Regions from separate parts of the Homo sapiens genome. Here region 1 is linked to region 2. A link is a contact called in ENCODE Hi-C or POLR2A ChIA-PET data. All regions are on one chromosome and are shown on one strand. Each heading gives the region's core, a stretch centred on a gene start or an enhancer-like site at or near the end of the contact. The rest is flanking DNA. Distances are from core to core; before and after follow the strand shown.

Region 1 (5,385 bases), core at 881-3,380, 43 kb after region 2:
GATTTTAATTTTGCACTTGCATGTTAGGTGGCTATGCATGTAATTGGACTAAAATTTTATATGTGACATTAATAAAAACGGCATCCTCAGGACAAATACATATTCATCCTGTGGGAATCTTGTGTAGTTTTCCAGGCATCCTTGAATAATTATGTCCATGCAAAATTTAGAGTTAATATGAATTTCATTTTACATGGAGTTTTTAATATATAAAAAATCTACTGCAGAAGATATAGGTTAGTCAGGTTGACCATCTTTTTCAACATTAGCAGACATTTATAACTGATATTAAGTTAAAATGATTCAACCCATTAATGACTACTGCCAACCAGATAATGATACAATATAATGTCATATGCTAACATAAGGCCACACATATTGTAAAACTCTACTCATAGGGAATTCTAATATATAGGTAAATTTAAGCCATAGATTATGGTCAAAAACTCAATTTTAACATGTCCAATTCAAATTAATTTTGAAGAAAAGTTGACCAAAAAGTAAACCCCAAAAGATGGATAAGATTAAGTGGAGCTGAAGATGTGTGTAATTTTTGTGTTCACAGTCTTTTTTTAAAAAAGTGAAACCTAACTCTCAAAATTAAATTTTATTTTGTTTTACAGGCAAAGTATTTCTATCTTTACCTTGACATCTGTAAGCTTCCAATCAGAATAAATTTCAATACACAACTGTGCTACTGATTTCTTCTATGAAGATCTCATGCCCCATTTGCCTTGCCTCAGTAACGTAGCCATTATTCAGCGACCACACACAGACACTGCTAGCTCACCCCTAAACTTGTAGTCATTTGAGAAGTTACTATGCCCAGATGCTCTTGAAACTTTGCTTTGGCTATTTCAGTACATTTATGCTTATCCTGAAAAGAAAATAGCAGTGTGGCAGTTGCTTCTGCTTCGAAGCACCATTTTCTTTTACTTCCCTACCCAAGTCCCAAGTCCCAGCAGAGCCTGTGGTCCCAGGAACTGTGACCTGGACGCTGAGAGGGAGCAGAGGCACGCGTGCTAGGCCCACACTCGTCTGAAGATGCCAGGGGGTGCCATGCTGCCCTTACACTCATGCCCTCAGGAGCAATGGGCAGACTCATCTGACATCCTTCCAGGGCTGTTTTTCAAAACCAGAGTCAGACGGCTATTACGCTGCTCTTGCAGTTGTGGGTGGATCAGCCTCCACTCAGAGAAACAGAAACAGGCTTCCCTGAGGTCATGCGACACATCCTTTGGGACTTGGAGAAGGATATTTGTAAGTTCTAAATTAGCAAGCCAAATAGTCCTGAAGAGCTGGTCAACCTGCTGTCTAGTCTCCTAAACCTCACAGAGCATCCCATGCACAGAGCAGGTAAAATAAAAAGGGTAGCATGAATAAGAAAATGCATTATGCTTTAGCAAAGGTCTACCTGCCTCCTGACAGTTCTTAGATCCTCACAGTGGGGAAGGCACAGAAAACTTGCAGAGAGCCCGCCTGGCCCAGGCCTTGGCCTCACCTGTGGCCACCCCTGCTTTGCACCACTGCCTCCTCAAGGGACAGGTCCCACGTGACAGCGTGGCTGGTATGGTCCCTGTAGAAGTGCGAGAGAAAGCAAGGACACAGCCTACTAGCCTGAGAATGCCAAAACAGCTTCTGAGTAGTGAGCATTATGATTGCAAACCCAATTGTTCATTTTCATATGCAAATCCTGGCATACGTGCCAAAATGAAAACAGTACTGAATGGGATATACCTTGTTGACTTACATGGTCCTTCCCTCCTCCCATTCCTTCCTTCCTTCCTTCCTTCTTTCCTTCCTCCCTTCCTTCCCTCCTTCCCTATCTTTCCTCCCCTACTCCCTTCCTCCCTTTCACCCTTCCACCTTGTCTCCCTTCCTTCCTTTCCTTCCTTCCCTCCCTTGTTTTCAGTACTTTGACTAAAAAGGGACTGAAAAAAGAAGTCAAAGTATGTTTTTGACTTTCTAGTCAATGTACTCAGTGTCTCCATTAAATACACTACAAAATGTACAAAGTGTACAAAATACACTACAAAAATGTTATTTTGCAATGCATGATGCATTAACTCAGCTATGGTTTCTAACCAGGGCAGGCTGTGCTGTGTCCTCGGCATTGGGTGTCTGTTCAGCAGGCATCACAGAATGAAAGGCTGTCCATGAATAAGTCTTCATTTCACTCATGCAGAGACAACCTGGTCTTTTATTTTTTGAAACCTGTCAAAACCTTGCCAGGAACCAGAAACCATCAGGCCCGTTGTGGTTTTATTTTATCCGTGAATGAGTATTGAAAAGTAATTGTGTGGTTGGCTCTTATGCTTCTTGGATTTTTGAGATGCTTTTCATGCCAGTTAAAAAGATTATTTTATCAGTGACCTTTGTAGACTGACTCTGTAGTAAACAGGAAAATGTTCAGCCACTATGAATTATGTAATACTTTGAAATTGTCTAGACAGTGTGAGCAGGGCAACAGATGGAGTAAATTCTTAGAAATGAAATCAGTTTAGCAACAGAATTCTGAACCGAGATGGTCTCCACATCTCTCCCGCCCCTGCCCCTCTGATCCTGTCCTCTCCCCTGATGCTCCTAAACTCTTTGACCCCAAGATACAGAAGGATTTATCAGGAGTCAGGTGTGGTCTACCCTTTGCACTGATTTAGTAATGGGCTACAATGTCAGTGATTTGCTCATTTGTCATATTTCTTTCTCAGTCTTCTTGCTGCTGGGTGAAGAGTCAAGGATGACATAGCAAATAGGGACACTAACTACAGAAATTATTGCTGTGGTGCTTTATCCAGGCAGCACAGAGGGAAGGCAGGCCTGTGGTGGGTGGAGGGGGTGCTCTGGACTGCCTTGCTGTTTACACACCAGCCTCACCTTCTTCAGAAGAATGCCCTATTCCTCTCGTGGTAGAAAACTGTTCCTGTCCAAAAGAATATCTTTGAGCATAGTTACATGGTGGGAATGAAATGAAAAGATAAGAAAAAAAGCAGACTTAATAATTAAATCATCACTTACTGAGAAATCAATAAGCGTCTGGGGAATGAATAAATGTGTTAACTATTGTCAGCAGAACTTTCTTCCCAAATGAAAATAGAACAAAACTAGATGCTGAGGTCTCTGGAAGCTACAAAAAAATCTAAGACAAGAATGCAGCCTATAAAAGCTTTTACAGTGATTTGGGAGCAAAGTGTCCTGCCTATTAAGCAGGTAACTAAACGATGTACACTAGGATTCCCTCAGAGCAACAAAATGACAGAGAAGAGCAAGTTCCCCTGGTGTTGGGGAAACCAGGAATGGATTTATCGGGGATGGGAAATTTCAGCTGGTCCTTGAAAGAGGGTAAAATTTAGATGACAGAGGAGGAGAGCACAGCAGGCCACAAGAGCATCAAACAAACTTGAAGTTAGGAAATGGTGTTCGGAGGTAGCAGCAAGGGCGGTGGAGGAGAGTGCATTGGCTGTGAGGCTAGCAAGGGTTGGGATTAGGAGTTGCCCCGGAGCCCAAGCCTGGGGTGTGGCATGTCCCTAAGCATCTCATGCATTTCACGCTTGTGGCCGTATGGGTGTCCTCTGGGGCTCTTTGCAGAGACCTGCGTGCACCTCCCCGGGAAGCAGCCCAGGTTTGGTTAGGTTACCTGTCTGGTTCTCTCGCTATTGTCTTAGCGGGATCTCCCCCCAAAACAGATCTGAGACAAGAATTTATATGAGAATAGTTTATCTGGAAGGTCAGGGGACATGGCTAGCAACGGAGGCAGTTAATGAAGAATGACTTATCTCAGCATGAGAAGATGGCCATAGGGAGTGCCTTGCCACACTGAGGCCACCGTGTGTGACACCGTTGAGTCTCACATGGAGACATTCATTGTCCACACAGGAGAGGAGCAGGGTGATTACATCCCAGTTCCAACTTGCGGCCCACTCCAGGTGTCCCAGGAGCTCCCTGGCTCTACCCGAGGCCCCCAGGAAACCAGGAGTCAGGCTGCGGGTGCTCAGCAGCAAGGACTGCGAGGCAAGAGTGTAGGTGTGAACACGGAGGGAACAACTGTCATTCATCTTTGTAGTAACCATAAAACCTAGCACAGTGCTGGCCAGGAGAACTTGAGAGGCAGATGAATAAATGCAGAGTCATTGGCAGCAGAATGCTTTCTCCCCGCATGAAAACAAAACCAACTGAAGTGGCCCCTTCTAGAGAGCCTCTTTTTTTTTTTTTTTTTTTTTTTTTTTTTAAATTTTCTGTTTCTCTTGACTATGGATTCCTGAGCCCTCTGATCTAATGCCACCTTCTGACACCACAGACTACTGACTCCCTAGGTCAAGGTTCCAGGGTGGCCTCCACCCTGAGGGGCTGCCAGCATCTCCTCCTGCCCTCAGTGCGCCCTGAGTCTGCTCCCTGGGGAAGCCTGAGTCCAAGTGAGAGAGGGGTTGGAGGGAGAAGCCTGGGGGTTGCCCCAGCTTGGGAATTTCCAACACTCCTCACAAAGACAATAGTGAGAAGCAAACATGAAAATGTACTAGGAAAATTATGATCAGAAAAGCATTTGGAGACATTAATTGAAAAATTGAGTCTTTGAATAACTACTTATTGGAAACCCTTTGGATGAAATATAATAATTTATTAGTTCCAGGTAAAGTTAACTTTGACAGACTCTTTCTCCACTGTGAGAAATTCAATTTTTTTGACATGCCATGAGGGATGAAGAATGCACCAAAACAGAGGCTTGCTTCCATGATTTCCATGTCTCTTTTTAAAGGATGTGGATGATTCAATTAGCGGATTCTATTAAAATTGATTAGACACTGCAGGATTCGGTTTCCTTTCCAGCCTTCTCACCTTTCATTGTCTGGAAATTAACCACGGCAGGGTTGTTGTACCAGAAATGTTAGCAGGGTCTTTATGTGATTATTTGAGAGAACAAACATAGCTACCTTTTTCCATAAGCCTTTAAAAAATAACCTCCCCTTTTGAACCAATAAAACGCACCTCGCTGACTTCAAATCTCTTCTTTCTTTGTGCTCACCTGGAGAGAGTTGTATGTGCTGGATCTAGAAAGGAATGTCAACTTGCTGGGCAATTCACGAGGTTTTCATTCGCATCCAAGAAGCTCGTATAAGTTGGTTGGATCTTCCAGTTCAGCAAAGGTGTTTACGTAGAACCAAGCAGGAGACGAAAAGAAGATAAAGGGCTTAAGGGATTAATTGTAGTCCTCTCCGGTTATAGTTTAGACAGATACACATAGTAGGGGTATGTCTATGGTCACCTGCATGGAATTTTAATTTATCTGCGCATCTCAGAAACTAATTTATATTGTTGACCTCAGAATAAACATTAGAATAAAATATGAAAATGTGTATGATGTCCTGTATTTTGCCAGTTTTGAGTATGACT
Region 2 (5,028 bases), core at 1,434-3,933:
GAGGCAAGGGCTCTAAGGCTGTCCTAGTGCCAGAAAGTGTTTCCTTCGTTCACCTAAGACTTTCCCCAAAGATGCATTCCTCTGAGTTACAAAGGCTTTTATTGAAATGTGGGTTTAACAAGAAAGCCAGCACCTTACCCTGTTTGGGTTGGGAGCTCTCTGAAGGCAAGATCACCAAGCTGGGGGTGGAGCACATGGCGTGGGGACAGCCCCTGCCAGCATCAGGCAGAAAAACCTGGGCACCAAAAGAAAGGGGGTATGACATCTATGGCATTGAGGACTATAGCCTGAAGTGTCACATTCTTAGTGGCACAAATCCAGTATCTTAAAACCCATAGAAAGAGCAAACGCATCTTTACTGAATTCCTCCAAGGGCGGTTCCTCGGATGTGTGTCTCCCAAGGTGTCATTTGTCTTCTACCATGATGAGCCCAGCACCAGAGAAAGTGGAAGAACTCAGGCTATCATCGTTCTCAAGATTTTGATAAACCCAACTTCACATTCATTAGTTAATTAACTGAACACATTCATTAAGTACATTGTATACCAATCCCTACATGAAAATTAAAGGGGAAGAGTTTCCGTCTTCTCCTTCCCTACATCAACCTGAAAGCAAGAAGCAAACTTAATTCATTTCATTCTTGGTTATCACATTCTGTCACACAAAAATTCTGGCAAAGGGTGAAAATAATGTGTCTGTGATCTCAGTTCATCGGAATGTGATGGACTGGGATAAAATTACTCAAAGCAACTATACTTAAAGAGCTGCATGGCACATCTACTCACTGAGTTTGAAGCATGGGCTATTGCTCTCAATGGAAAATAAGTGAGAGACCATTTTCTTTCTGCTGATGCAATGTTGGTATTGGAAAGGAGGTCATGACAATAAACTCAGAGAGGATCAGCTCCTGCAATGTGGTTCTGAGAGGCAGGATGTCACAGCCACACAGGAGTGGCAGCATTAGCTTGGGTCTCATCCCTTTCGTGGCAAAGGTCCTTCTCCCGTCCAAAGGGCAGTTTGTGTCACAGTCTTTTGGGAAACCTCACTGAGAGAGATGCTGGTTGGTTCAAGGGTTTAGACTTGGTGATTTGGCCTTTAATTCTTTCTTTTGCTATGGTTTTGTTTTCACTGTCCTTGTGAGCTCTATGTTTGTGTATATGAGGCAGCAACTGTCTCCATCAAAATCTCTCTCTTAATATAGATCATTTTCCTTTCCTCGGCACTATCTGGCCAAATAACAAGGCAGTGCCATGAACACTTGCGTTTCTCAATTTTTTTTTTTTTTTTTAGTTTATTTTGAGATGGAGTCTTGCTCTGTCACCCAGGCTGGAGTGCAGTGGTGCAATCTCAACTAAATGCAACCTCCGTCTCCTGGGTTCAAACGATTTTACTGCCTCAGCCTCCTGAGTAGCTGAGATTACCACGTGCCTGGCTAATTTTTGTATTTTTAGTAGAGACAGGGTTTCACCATATTGACCAGGCTGGTTTTGAACTCCTACCTCAGGTGATCCACCCACCTTGGCCTCCCAGAGTGCTGGGATTACAGTTGTGAACCACCATGTCTGGACTGCGTTTCTCTTTTTGACTTGTGTGTCAGGTTCTTCATGCTGTAGCTAGATTACTGAATGTGTAGGCAAATAATTTCTTATGAAATCGACTTACGTTTTAAGTACAAATGAGTAGCTCACATTTTAAGAGAGACCGTGGTGGAGCCTTTGAAATTCATGTTTGCCTTTTTCTAGTTTTATGTATTTTTGAAACAGGAAGTTTAATACACTTGGTTCTCTGACATTGGGGTATAACCTACAGCACTTCCGTCTTACGTTTATGCAAGTACAGCATGAATTACAAGTCCAAGCATAAGATATTTGAGGGAACAGTATAAGAAAATGACTAACAGAACTCCCAAATATCCCATCAGAGCAACACCAATGCCCTAACTTAGAAATTCCCTAATTTAGCAATAAAAACACTGCCTGACTGAGGTTTTGTTTTCACTATGAACTAGGTGATAAGCCAAGCCCAAGGCCTCTGACACTGCAGATAAACTTGTGCTTTGACTTTCTCTGTGCAGTAGGCGTGGAGTAAGTAAGAACCTCTTCCCACTTCTATCAGGGGTACTGCAGGCATTGCTCTGAGAATTTGGACCCGACCACATTAATATTCCCAATCCACATCAGGAATGTAAATTCCATTCCTTCCGGGGTATTTTAAAGATCACACTTCTAAGTCATAAAGCCGTCTGCACCAGTGTCTTGTGAATAATTGGGTTGGTTTAGAATCTGTTTATGAACAACTGCAGCCAGGATGTGAGCATCACAGCAATCACCCATGGTGTCCACAGGCAGCGGGGGAGACAGAGCCCCTCCCAAGAGCATGATGTGTCACTCTGAGCCTGAGTGAAGAGGGTGGCTCTGAGGAAAATGCAGACTCAGATGATGGGCCGCCACCAGGGAACAGGGAGGCGTGGCGGCCAGTTGCCACACTGGAGTCAGCTGTAGGCATGATGAAAAGACACGGCGCTGGGGATTATGTGTGAGCTAACTAACTCCCAGTGAGATAGAGGGTAGCTCAGCTTCTACTGGATGTTCCAGTAGGAGGCTTACTTCCTGGCAAGCCTGGTAGAGTTTCAGGGCACAGCCGAGCCAGGACCTGGCACATCCCAAGGGGCAGAGCTGGCCTTGAAGAAGTCAGGCACTCAGAGGAGGAGGCAGTTGGCCAGTTGGTCATGCCCAATTTCTTCTTCTTGTGCACTACTTTTTGGAGTGGAAACAATTCTTCTCTGTGGCCTTTTATTACGCTGGCCTTTGCCATTGTGAAAAAAATATTTTTTATAGACAGGCCACAAAGAGGCCTGACATTTCTACTAAACAGAATGTTGAAAGCCACAAAGATTACTAATAGCTATCAGTGGATAGATCATAGATTATAAAATAAGTTGCACAGTGTGATTTTAATTTATTTGTGCAGTATTTTTATAAGAAGTATTTCTCTTAAAATTGATCTAAGAAATAAAAATTAGAGAAACAAAACCAACAAAGATTACAAACCCTTAAAGGGAAATCAAATTTGCTAAAAATCTAGTCAAAATGAAAATTATCAAATAGGCCAGTCCTAGCATTGAAAAGAAATATATATGTATGTAATTTCTGAATTTTCCAGTATTTTTCTCCACCCTCCCATATGTGCTATGTAACTAAAATCCACTCGAATGCAATCTCCTTTCTGCACTTGTTTATACCCTCTAGATAAGACACAAGTTGACAAAAGAATGGGGAAATAAAATATTTTAATAGCATTCCAGTTGGTTAAATTATTGAGTTAGCTCCTCTCCTTCTGTAACATATTTTGGAATGACTTCAAATTTTATGAATGAAAAGTCCTTGTAGTTTTTCTCTTTAGGGCATGAGTTCTTTAAAAATAAGCACTGTGTCTTACTCATTTTGGTAACACTAGCAGTAGTGCATTTTACCTGGCACATAGAAGGAACTTAACCACTGTTGAATAGAGAATTATTGCACTGGTTTTTAGTTTCTCTGCATTGTTGAGTAGTATGTGGATAGCCTTCCAGTGTAAGAGCATTGCTCATCCTGATCAAGAGAACTGGGATACACCCATTGCAGAGGTTTGGGACCCTGCTGCAGTGAATCCCAAAACCAGATTTTGGGGACTGTTATTTATACTGTAAACTGCAGCTACTCTTTCTGAAGCTGGTAAATTTTACTACTACATTGCAGGGGCCAAACATCTGAACCTGGAATCAATATTTCTGGGTTTCCTTAAGCAGGAAAAGAATGGGATTCAGATAAGAAAGACCTCTGGATCTTTTGATAAACACATTATCAGTTATCACGATTTATCCTAGCTATTATTTACATTTATATGCTAATATTTATGTTATTTATAAATATGCTTATTAGCCAAGTGTCAGAAAATATCTAGCCAGAAAAGTCATATTTTTTATGGGTTTACGTAAGGAAATATAAAAGTTAAAGGCAAGTAGGCTGTGTGTGGTGGCTCATGCCTGGAATCCCAGCACTTTGGGAGGCTGAGGCGGGCAGATCACGAGGTCAGGAGATTGAGACCATCCTGGCTAACACGGTGAAAACCCATCTCTACTAAAAATACAAAAAATCAGCCAGGCTTGGTGGCAGGCGGGCACCTGTGGTCCCAGCTACCGGAAGGCTGAGGCAGGAGAATGGCGTGAACCCGGGAGGCGGAGCTTGTAGTGAGCCTAGATCGTGCCACTGCACTCCAGCCTGGGCGACAGAGTGAGACTCCTTCTCAAAAAAAAAAAAAAAAAAAAAATTTAAAGGCAAGTAGTGCGGGTGAGGAACTGGTAACCATTTTGCCTTGTGAGTGCCGCCAGCTGACCTTCCATGATGTCTGCATCTCTGTGCCTGAAGGTTTTCTTCTGTGATCAAAACAGCTGCTTTGACCCTAGGCTAGGTAATCACTTCCCTACTACCACCGTGAAGCAATGATGCTAAACCCCAGTGACACACCAGTTCCATTGTCCCTCAGGTGTAGTCACTCTGAAGCCTGGGACTTGCATTGTTTCCCAGAGTTTCCATGGGGAGCAAAGGCTCAGTTACCCATGGTGGTGAAGGACGTAAGAACATGCCTCTTTGGACTCCTTCCCCTCCAGTCCCCTTCCTGTGCCACTTCCCCACTTTCCTGCAGAATTGGGGCACCTGTCCAATAGCCCCTTGCATCTAGACTATTGTCTCAGCATCTGATTCCAGGGGAACCCAAACTAAACAAGTGATCAGGGAAAACCCCTGCTTCAGATCACTGAATGCCCACTGAAAAATGTGAGTGGAGGATGCCCCGTGAGGTATAAGAAGGAGGACCATAAACCCCAGGCCGAGAACTCGTGGACCAGCTGTGTGCGCAGAGACGGGCTTTTCCAAAAAGACAGACAAACCATCAAGTAAGAATGTGGTGCAGGGGCTCAGAAGAGCCCTAAACCTTCTATGCCTTCTGTCCTCTCTGGTAAATATTGCCATAACTGGCTTATCAAATCCA

What was found. Hi-C counts contacts between places; a loop is a spot of excess contacts on that map. ChIA-PET counts read pairs that join two places held with the same protein, here RNA polymerase II (POLR2A).
Region 1: a map of aorta shows a loop between it and region 2 (2.5-fold over the local background). The contact joins two enhancer-like sites. A Hi-C loop is called at or near these places in 2 of 168 maps with a recorded cell type or tissue (aorta and gastrocnemius medialis). POLR2A ChIA-PET finds 5 or more read pairs at or near these places in 3 of 52 experiments (PC-9 and activated T-cell).

Annotation. Positions count from the first base shown.
Region 1 is chr13:109,872,061-109,877,445 of GRCh38, reverse strand. No RefSeq gene overlaps it. Among named protein-coding and RNA genes, the nearest start is that of IRS2, 88 kb to the right of the region's middle. Within about 2 kb of position 2,130, at least 6 of the 41 ENCODE cell types and tissues checked have a DNase peak (open chromatin) inside an H3K27ac peak, as active enhancers do.
Region 2 is chr13:109,915,871-109,920,898 of GRCh38, reverse strand. No RefSeq gene overlaps it. Among named protein-coding and RNA genes, the nearest start is that of IRS2, 130 kb to the right of the region's middle. Within about 2 kb of position 2,683, at least 3 of the 41 ENCODE cell types and tissues checked have a DNase peak (open chromatin) inside an H3K27ac peak, as active enhancers do.